Regions from separate parts of the Homo sapiens genome. Here region 1 is linked to region 2. A link is an interaction called in ENCODE POLR2A ChIA-PET data of the cell type or tissue named here. Cell type or tissue: GM12878. All regions are shown on one strand. Links, peaks and the distances in the headings refer to the core of each region. The heading gives the core; the rest is flanking DNA. Region 1 overlaps SGSM2 (small G protein signaling modulator 2). Region 2 holds the start of LOC107984988 (a long non-coding RNA gene).

Region 1 (5,369 bases), core at 57-5,056, 270 kb after region 2:
GATCGCTGCCGGAGGGGTGCGCCGCACACCTCAGTTTCTCCCTCCACGCCCACCTCCTTAGCCAGGGACCAGGGGCTTGTTTGGAATGGTTTTTAACACTCGGAAGTTTTTCCCTTTTGAGGGAAGCCCCCCTACTTCAGAAAGAGAAGTAGTCCTTCCCTCTACTAACTCCGTTTACCTTGACCCTGCCCAAAAGCCCATTTCCATTTCGGGTGGGGGGCAGTGACCATGTGAATGACTCACTCCCATATGAGAGCTGGAGAGCTCCAACCCACAGCGCAGCTTAGAATACATTGGGCCTCCTTCCCCTGCCTGCCTCTGTGGCTGTTGTCTGCCTGGTAAGTAAACTCCACCAGGGCAGGAGACCCTCTGTTTTGTCCACTGCCTTGTATCCAGTGCCTGGCATACTGTAGGCACTCCGTGACTGTTTGGTAAATAAATGTGCTGATTTTGGAGACTTCGAGGCCTGGTGTTTGGAAAGCATACATTTTGGAATAGTCTGGACCTAATTCTGTGTGACCTTGAGTCTCTATGCCGTCTCCCTAATATATATATATATAACCTCACGCCTGTAATCCCAGCACGTTGGGAGGCCTAGGTGGGTGGATCACCTGAGCTCAGGAGTTCGAGATCAGCCTGGCCAATATAGTGAAACCCCGTCTCTACTAAAAATACCAAAATAAGCCAGGGGTGGTGGTGCGTGCCTGTAATCCCAGCTACCCGGGAGACTGAGGCAGGAGAATCGCTGGAACCTGGGAGGTGGAGATTGCAGTGAGCCGATATTGTGCCACTGCACTCCAGCCTGGGCGACAGAGTGAGACTCCGTCTCAAAAAAAAAAAAGTTTACCTTAGCTGAGCCGTAATTAGAGTTTCAGGGTTGGGGAAGCGTCTGGACTCTCATAACATCCTGGAAAGTGGACAGGCGCGGTGGCTTACGCCTGTAATCCCAGCACTTTGGGAGGCTGAGGCGGGTAGATCACGAGGTCAGGAGTTCCAGACCAGCCTGGCCAAGATGGTGAAACCCCATCTCTACTGAAAAAAACAAAAAATACAAAAATTAGCCAGGCACAGTGGTGGGCACCTGTAATCCCAGCTACTCGGGAGGCTGTGGCAGGAGAATCGCTTGAACCCAGGAGGTGTGGTTGCAGTGAGCCAAGATCGAACCACTGCAGTCTAGCCTGGGCGACAGAGCAACTCTCCGTCTAAAAAAGAAAGCTGGGCATGGTGGCTCACGACTGTAATCCTAGCACTTTGGGAGGCTGGGACGGGCGGATCACGAGGTCAGGAGATCGAGACCATCCTGGCTAACACGGTGAAACCTCTCTCTACAAAAAATTAGCTGGGCGTGGTGGCGGGCGAATGTAGTCCCAGCTACTTGGGAGGCAGGAGAATGGCATGAACCCGGGAGGCAGAGCTTGCAGTGAGCCCAGATCGTGCCACTGCACTCCAGCCTGGGCGACAGAGCAACACTCCATCTCAAAAAAAAAAAAAAAAAAAGTCCCGGAAATCTCTAGATGGTTCTCATGCGTTAGCCATGGCCTGGCTACTAGGCCCTAATGTTTGTTCCCACCCCTCCCCTTGGTAAAGATGTAGTTGAAGCCATCAGCTTTCCCGCTTGTGGGAGAAGCTTCATTATGTCTTTGCTGTGAAGAGGCCCAAAAAAGGATTTCTTAGGCCAGGGGTGTATCAAGTCAGCATTTAAGCCCAATTCTGCTCTCCCCAATGAAAAGAGAAATCTTGATTCTCCTGCAAAAGGAAGCAGTCTAGTGACAGAGACTTGAACAGTGTAAACAAAATAGAAAAGTACTTGTGTCTACACTTGAGGTGGATATGCTGGGATTATAGATATGGCTCAATTTTGGAGGTTAGTCACAGATAATGGGAAATACTTTTTTTTTTTTTTGGAGACGGAGTCTTGCTCTGTCGCCAGGCTGGAGTGCAGTGGTGCGATCTCAGCTCACTGCAACCTCCAGCTCCTGGGTTCAAGCGATTTCCCTGCCTCAGCCTCCCAAGTAGCTGGGACTACAGGCACATGCCACCACACCCAGCTAATTTTTCGTATTTTAGTAGAGATGGGGTTTCACCATGTTGGCCAGGATAGTCTCGATCTCCTGACCTCGCCTTGGCCTCCCAAGGTGCTGGGATTACAGGCATGAGCCACTGCGACCGCCAGGAAATATTTTTTAAGAGGATGATGACTTTTTCCACCAGTGCTTAGAAACTGGACTATACTGCTCCAAAAGTGATTCCTAAGAAAATGTGAGAAATGTCAGAATATGCCACAGCTACGTATCATTCCTGACAAAAGTTGACCTGCTCTGAACTCATGTTTCTCCTTTCCTCCTTCAGTGTTTGATTTCTTTTTTTTTTTTTGAGATGGAGTCTCGCTCTGTTGCCCAGGCTGGAGTGCCGTGGCGCCATCTCAGCTCACTGCAAGCTCCGCCTCCCGGGTTCACGCCTTTCTCCTGCCTCAGCCTTCTGAGTAGCTGGGACTACAGGCGCCTGCCACCACGCCCGGCTAATTTTTTGTATTTTTAGTAGAGACGGGGTTTCACCATGTTAGCCAGGATGGTCTCGATCTCCTGACCTCGTGATCCGCCCACCTTGGCCTCCCAAAGTGCTGGGATTATAGTCGTGAGCCACCACGCCTGGCCCAGTGTTTAATTTCTACAGAAACATCCTGTCCCTTCTGCAAGGAAAAACAACAGGAATATTGGTAGACCAGGCTGGCCTTTCACAAAGGACCACTGGTATAATTCTAGGGGTATCTGCAGATCCTTCAACCCAAAAATCCTCCCCATCAGCCTGCTTCAGATGCCTCCAGGTCTTTAGCTGTGACATTATCCTCTGTTGAATGCTAACATCCTTGGGAGGTAATCTAGGAAGTTTTTTTTGTTTGTTTGTTTGTTTTTTTGAGATAGAGTTTCACTCTTGTTGCCCAGGCTGGAGTGCGATCTCAGCTCACTGCAACCTCTGCCTCCGGGTTCAAGTGATTCTTCTGCCTCAGCCTCTTGAGTAGCTGGGATTACTGGCACCCACCACCATGCTTGGCTAATTTTTGTATTTTTAGTAGAAATGGGGTTTCACCATTTTGGTCAGCCTGATCCTCCCAAAGTGCTGGGATTACAGGCGTGAGCCACCATGCCCAGCCGTCTAGGAAGCTTTTAACAGCTTAGAGTGCATTTGCATTAATTGATCTGATCCCCTTTTACCTGAGCACTAACCATTAGCAGTTTCCGGCAGGGAGGGGCCTCCAGGTCCTTCTTCCCGCCTCCCCAGGCTTTTGAGGTTCTACCACCCTCCAAACTATACAGTCTTGACTAAGGGTCTTGGGAACCTGGACAGCATCAGAACATTACATTCCTGTCTAAAGAATGGGGAAGACTAGCTCTACCCAAGGCTCACTTTATGTGTAACATTCTGCACTAGGTAATCTCTATAATCTCCAGTACTAGGACTGCCTGCTAGCAGGTTCTCCCAGGACATCAACAGAGTTTGGGTTAAATGTTGGGAACCACCAGAACCTCATACATGGGAGTGTAAAGTGGTATAACCAACTTTGGAGAACAATTTGGCAATATCTAATAAAGTGTGTGCATCAGACATTCCTTGCCTAGAAACATAAATCCCAAACATTTGTTCACCAGAAGACAGTCCTCAATGTTCACAGCAGCAGTATCCATAACAGCCCCAAACTGGAAACCACCCAAACGCCGGGTGTTTGTACGTTCACACCACGGAGAGTGAACAACCTACAACTGTACACAACGCGCACGGAGAATGAACAATCTACAGCTATACACAACATGAACAAATTTCAGAATGACACAGGTGAGCAAAAGAAACTAGTCACAAAACACTACACGCTGAGTGATTCCACTTATAAAAAGTATAAAAACCCAGGCCGGGTGTGGTGGCGGCTCACACCTGTAATCCCAGCACTTTGGGAGGCCAACGCGGGTGGATCACCGAGGTCAGGAGTTCAAGACCAGCCTGGCCAACATGGAGAAACCCCGTCTCTACTAAAAATACAAAAAAAAAAAAAAAAGCCAGGTGTGGTGGTGCATGCCTGTAATCCCGGCTACTGTGGAGGCTGAGGCAGGAGAATCTCTTGAACCCGGGAGTTGGAGGTTGCAGTGAGCTGAGAACGCGCCACTTCACTCCAGCCTGGGCAAAAGAGCGAAACTCCATTTCAGAAACAAACAAACAAAAAAAGTATAAAAACCCACAAAACTGTCGTGTTGGAATCAGGAGAGTGGGTACCCTTAGGGGGAATAGTGACTAGAAGGGAAGGTGATGAGGCGAGGGTGTTGGTCACATGTTCTGTTTCTTGCTCTAGTTGCTGATTTCACAGGAGTGTTCAGTTTGTGAAAATTCACCACGCTGTGTAATTGTGATATGTTCTTTTATATGTTTACTGCACATCAGTTAAAAAGATTTCTTTTTAAGTGCTTTCTTAAAGAAATGACTGAGCACAGTGGCTCACGCCTGTAATCCCAGCACTTTGGGAGGCCGGGCGGGTGGATCACCTGAGGTCAGGCGTTCAAGACCAGCCTGACCAATATGGTGAAACCCCATCGTTACTAAAAATACAAAAATTAGCAGGGCGTGGTGGCATGCACCTGTTGTCCCAGCTACTCGGGAGGCTGAGGCAGGAGAATCGCTTGAACCCGGGAGGCAGAGGCTGCAGTGAGCCGAGATCACGCCACTGTACTCCAGCCTGGGCAACAGAGCGAGACTCCATCTCAAAAAAAAATGACTGTTTACCTTACAAGGTATTTGGGAACTTTTACATCCAGGTGGGAACCCCAAACATCAGAGTTCTAGACCCTAGATGGAAAGAAGGCTGGGCTTTTGAGCATGTAGAGGGTGTCCCTGAGGTATGAGACCTACCCCTAACCTTGGAGAATAGGGAGAAAAGGAGGAGGGGCAGGTTGTTTATCTGCAGGCTGTACCGAGATGGTTTGTCTCTAAAGGACAGTATATCTGCCCAGAAGCCCTTCGTGAGCTGAGAACAGATGAGCAAACAGCATCCTATTCCTGTTCTCCAAGGCAGGGCACTTCCACCTGGGCTGGAACATGCACTGATTGTTTGATGGGTTTTTGGCATCTCTTTCCCTGGTTTCCCCTCCAAAAGACTGGAATCAGACTGTGCTGAAGAAACTTTGCTTCCCCACACCTTTCATCCCTGTCATCTCTGCAAGTGTCTGAAAGTGCCCTTCAGACCAGAAGGGCGGAACCAAACTATTTATTTGCCCAGAGGTCTTTGATAAGGGAAAATAATAAAAGCAGTGATGCTGTCCATGTGTCCGCAGGTGAAGCAAATCATGGAGGAGGCTGTCACCAGGAAGTTTGTGCATGAAGACAGC
Region 2 (5,369 bases), core at 190-5,189:
TTCCCATGGGAGGCGGGGTCACTGACCCTCTACATAGGGCTGCCACCTAGAGGGTGACAGGCATTCCAACAAACCTGGCTTGGGCAGTTTGTAAGAACAGGAAATGGTCCCTGCTCAGGTTCAGTAAACCCCTCTGCCCTTTCTCCTCTTGCGGAGGAGCATCAGCACTCTCGTTCCTCATTTCTCAGGCCATGCGCTCTCCGTCTAGCTCTTCTGTTGCCAGGCATGCTCTCCTGGTACCGTGGCTCTCAAATCTGTCTTTCTGGGTGAGCAGGGACAGAACAAGCATGGCTTAGGGAGACGTGGGAGCAGTGGCAGCTGGAGTGACAGGGGCTGGGGGTCCGGCTCTGCACTGCGCCTCTGCCTCTGCCTCTGCCCCGCAAGTCCACTACCATCTCAGTTCTCCTGCCTTGAGAAACAACCGTCCAGCCTGGTCTGACTCTATCAAGGAAGTGGCTGCCATTTTTTTTTTTACCCTATGTGAACAGTCAGCTCCTAAGCCCTGGTACCATCCTACCTCTATTGCTGGCAATTAGGCAGGAGAGCCTTGAAGCCAGGTGGCTGAGGGATGCTGGGGACAAACTGAGCCTACCTGTGTGTTCTGATGGCAGGACAGAAGAAAAATCTAGAAGCGAGGTCCAGAGACGCTCTAAATTCCCCGGGTTCTTAGCTCTGGCTTGCAGCTAGAAAGGTGAATAGGCCGCAGCCTTTCAGAGGGGGCTTCCCTGGGTGTGGGGTGGGGCCAAGCCCCGTGAGGGTGGTCAGAGCTGTGCTGCCATCATCCGGTCCCAGGGACGCCCGCAGACAACTTCCCTTAACCTGGCTCTGCCCAGTGAGTCACCAAACAACTGCTTCCTGTTCCCCGCATGCCCTCATGGAGTCTCAGGAGATGAGATGAAGCTGCTCCCTTTTCTCCTGGGGTACCGGTGGGCCTCTGGGCGGGGGGGGTCACACCTGGGTCACAAGACTGGCTCAGTCCCCTTAAAAAGAGTGGCAGGCGGAGGAGGGCTTCGGAGTCCACAGGCACCCTTCTACGGGTGTCTGCATTTCCGGCCCTTTCTGAGTGGCGCTGTGTGTGTGTGTGTGTTTAGCATCTGCCCTCCCAACTTTTCCAGATTTTACCCGTCAGATTCCTGGCAGCTGTGCACGGCGCCTGTGCCGGCCGTCACGTCCCATTCCGATCTCTGGGTCGCACGGTAAGAGGAGGACACAGGATGCGCAGGGAGTGAAAAAGTGATGTCGGTGGGGAGAGTGCCAAGTCCCCACTCGCAGCCATGGGACACTTGGGGAGCAGGGGAAGCATGCCGCTGCAGAGTTCAGAGGCCGGTAGTGAGGTTTATTTTTGTTTGTATGAGTAAAAAGCTGCAGAAGCCTCTGGTGGGGGTGAGGGGGGTGCAACCGGAATGCTGTGGTTCAGACAGACTGGCCCTGGCATGGAGTCAAGCGTGCTGACCCGGAAGGAGAGTTCCACAGGAACCTTCTAACAGCAGCTGAGGTTGGGCCACAGTGATCCCTGGATAGTGCCCTTGGAACCCAAGCAACACACGGACACTCTGAATCAGGTTGGTAGCAATAAGGACCCAAGTTGGCATAAAATGTGGAAGAAAAAAATAATTCTGTTTCTGGAAGGTGCTAAGTAACTAACTTTCTCTAAGGTATGGGAGTTTCCTGGAGCAAGCTGGCAGAGAACTGGGAAAGAGATCATATACAATAATACCTAAGGAGGAAGCTAACAGGCTTGGGTCTCCAGGAAAAACTTTTGCAGGTTAAGTTCCTTCTCTACGGTGGAGATGATCTTATGATGCTTACCGCTGCAAGCTGAGACACTGAACATTACAAGTAACAGCAATTCAATGAGCTGACACAGGAGGTGTGGCACTTGGAGAACCTGGATCATGAAGCAGAGCAAGACCAGGAGAGGGCCTTCTGAGGTCTTCCTTCTGCTTAGGGGCTCCCATAGGGAGTGCGGCTGCTTCCTTCCCTCTACAGGGTGAAGAATCATTCATCCCTGAGCCTCTCTGGCCAGAGCAATGTCTTCAACAGAAATTAGAAGCTTTGTAACACAGGAAATTTCCACATTCACCTTATATATGAAAGTACCTAGCAAAGTGCCTGACACATATTAGTAACTCAATAAATGCCAGCTTCCTTTCTTCCTTCCTAACTCTATTTTTTATTTTCTACATATCCAGAGCATAAATATCAGGGGGAAACCACCAGGAAATAGAACTGGGGATGAGGAGGGGTGGAGCAGAGGACTACTGATGTGTTTTTTTTGTTTTGTTTTGTTTTGTTTTGTTTGAGACGGAGTCTTGCTCTGATGCCTATGCTGGAGTGTAGTGGCGTGATCTCGGCTCACTGCAATCTCTGCCTCTCAGATTCAAGCGATTCTCCTGCCTCAGCCTCCCAAGTAGCTGGGATTACAAGCGTGAGCCAACACGCCCGGCTAATTTTTGTATTTTTAGTAGAGATGGGGTTTCACCATGTTGGCCACACTGGTCTCAAACTCCCGACCTCAGGTGATCCGCCCGCCTCGGTCCCCCAAAGTGCTGGGATTACAGGCGTAAGCCACTGTGCCCAGCGTTTTTTTGTTTTGTTTTGTTTTGTTTTAAAGAGACACGAGTCTCAGACCAGGCACGGTGGCTCACGCCTATAATCCCAGCACTTTGGGAGGCCAAGGCGGGTGGATCATGAGGTCAGGAGTTCGAGACCAGCCTGGCCAACATCGCGGAACCCCGTCTCTACTAAAAATACAAAAATTAGCTGGACGTGGTGGCTCATGCCTGTAATCCCAGCTACTCGGGAGGCTGAGGCAGGAGAATTGCTTGAACCCAGGCAGCAGAGGTTGCTGTGAGCCGAGATGGTGCCACTGCACTCCAGCCTGGGCAACAGAGCGAGACTCCGTCTCAAAAAAAAAAAAAAAAAAAAAGAGACAGAGTCTCATCCAAGCCTGACCAACATGGTGAAACCCCATCTCTACTAAAAATATAAAAATTAGCCAGGCGTGGTGGCACGTGCTTGTAATCCCAGCACTTTGGGAGGCAGAGGTAGGCGGATCACTTGAGGTCAGGAGTTTGAGACCAGCATGGACAATATAGTAAAACCCCATCTCTACTAAAACTACAAAAATCAGCCGGGGATGGTGGCACATGCCTGTAGTCCCAGCTACTCGGGAGGCTGAGGCAGGAGAATCGCTTAAACCCGGGAGGCAGCGGTTACAGTGAGCCGAGACCATGCCACTGCACTCCATCCAGCCTGGGTGATAAGAGCAAAACTCCATCTCAAAAAAAGAGAGAGAGAGAGTCTAACTCTGTCACTCAGGCTGGAGTGCAGTGGTGCGATCACAGGTCACTGTAGCCTGAAACTCCCAGGCTCAAGTGATCCTCCCGCCTCAGCCTCCTGAGTAGCTGGGACTACAGGTGTGTGCCACCATGCCCGCGCTTCTGATTTCTATGAAAAGACTTATTGTATATATGTATCTTAACTATGTGGATGTACATGAAAAACTGGAAATAAAATAAAAATAGGAACAGTGGGTGAGATAAGCACTGGCTAACTGTTCATCCTGGGCCAGCAGAAGCCAACGAGGGCAGATACTGAGGGTGCTAGAAAAGGCAGGCAGAGCCACCAGCAGCATCCCCTGGGAGCAGGAGGAGGAGCATCTTCATTTGGGGTACACTGCAAATGAAAAACTGCTGCTTAGAACTCCTTTTCTGGATGTCCAAATGTACCACAGAGCTTAATATATTCTTGCACTCTTTTTAAAAGTGATAACTATGGCAATTTGTTTGCTATTTCTTACTGTTTTAGGAGGACTCATCTTATTTTCAAACTAGACTGTCAAGTGCTCAAGGAGAACTGCCTACTTTTCTTGCAGTTTCCATTGTCATACCTCCCATACCGCCTGTTGTATCATAGGACTTCGGGGGACAGTGGGCTCAGTCACTGGCTCTCAGAGCTGAAGGGCACTTAAAGATAATCGGATTGAATTTTAACTGATAACTTGATCTAAAAAGCCAAAGAAGCAGGCAGGCCCTTTCCTGATGGAGAGGGAGGGGCAGGGCTAAGCATGACACCTTTGAGCTTGCTCTGAGCAGCAGCCTGAGGGCGTTTCAGACAGTGGCCTGGCCACTCTGTGGGAAGCCAGGCCCCCAGTGGATGGTGCTGGAGCAAAAGCTGGGGCCCAGCACTCAGGTTTTGGGGAGGCTGGAGCGGGTCTGGGTGGGAAGGGCGGATGCCCGCTCCACAGGCTGATGTGCTTTCCTGCCTTGACGTGAACGTGCCCCCGGCCTGGTGCTGTGCTGGCTCCCACCCTGTCTCCGACAGCCAGGAGCCAGGCCTGAGTGTCTGCCTTCCGCCAGCTTCCATACAGGTGTGGGGGGCTCTGTGTATACCCCATTGTTCCACAACAGCCCCCCCTAGCTGGGTGGCAGTATGAATGGACGGCAGCTAAATTTAGAGTGGAACTCCTGGGGCCACCACAAAGGAGGGACTACATCTTCAGGAGGGCGGGTGGGCGGGAAAGGGACAGGGGAGAGAAGCTATTTTGAGAACACATGTCATTGCTGGCCACAGAGCAAGACTGTGGCCATAATGCTGAGGGAAACAATAGATGTGGCCAGAGGAAGAGCCTGTTATGTTTCAGGTGGGATGTTTGCAACTGCTCAGGAAACCTGACCCCGCCCGACAGCAGCACAAATCACAGCAAAGCCTCAGAGAGGCAGTGAGGAAGCGGGGGATTCACAGGGCCAGGGCCAGCATGAGGTGCCAAGAGGCCACGCCTCATGCCTGGAGGAGCATTTTCAGTGACTGCTTTGCCCTGGTGGTTTGGTTAGGAATCAAACACTTCTGACCAACTTCCCAAACCATGTACCCTGCCCTGGTCTCTGAACAACTCCAAATGGCAATGGGAACAAAAAGAACTCAGGAGAAAAGCAGCAAGGTGGGCAGAACCCACAGGAGGAGCTGTCTCAGGCAACAAGACAGAGCGTGGGCTGAGCCGGAGAGTGTGGCCTCAAAGCCCTGGGTGGGCGGACTTGGCGCCCCCAGCATCCAGGGGCCTGCCTGGGCGCTGCAGCTCCAGCTGCACAGGCTCTGAGAGCTCCCCACACCCCTTTTCTGACCTCCAGTCGGCCCCACTCACCAGCCTCTGTGCAACGCCGGAAGCAGGGAGGGACAGGCTGCAGAGGGAGACCAGGCCTCACCTCCCCCATGCTCACAGAAGAGCTTAGGCGGCCCAGGGGTCTAGGTAAGAGCAGGGAAGTGGGGGTGTGGTTACAGCCCCAGATCTCACTTGGACTTTATAGCTATCCTGGGGGCCAGGAGGATTTTTTTCAACCCCATCTTCACATCCCCTTCCCCAAACATGC

The links. Peaks named below come from ENCODE experiments on the same cell type or tissue, not always from the same donor. Only the 100,000 strongest peaks of a DNase experiment are listed, where the experiment ranks them.
Region 1: POLR2A ChIA-PET joins it to region 2 with 10 read pairs; 3 of 35 experiments call an interaction of 5 or more read pairs at or near these places.

The regions. Positions count from the first base shown.
Region 1 is chr17:2,338,230-2,343,598 of GRCh38, forward strand. It overlaps SGSM2 (small G protein signaling modulator 2), which reads left to right. Exons shown (of 24, transcript NM_014853.3): 2 at 5,316-5,369. Among named protein-coding and RNA genes, the nearest start is that of SGSM2, 3.4 kb to the left of the region's middle. In GM12878, for the core only: no CTCF peak of the experiment used is centred there; no DNase peak of the experiment used is centred there; H3K4me3 peaks cover 435 bases.
Region 2 is chr17:2,070,801-2,076,169 of GRCh38, forward strand. The region is part of intron 15 of SMG6 (SMG6 nonsense mediated mRNA decay factor); the gene reads right to left. LOC107984988 (a long non-coding RNA gene) reads left to right here and starts at 796. Exons shown (of 2, transcript XR_001752757.2): 1 at 796-920; 2 at 1,116-2,164. RefSeq lists enhancers at 1-28, 399-1,598, 4,415-5,104, 4,881-4,960, 5,105-5,369. In GM12878, for the core only: no CTCF peak of the experiment used is centred there; no DNase peak of the experiment used is centred there; H3K4me3 peaks cover 122 bases; H3K27ac peaks cover 1,275 bases.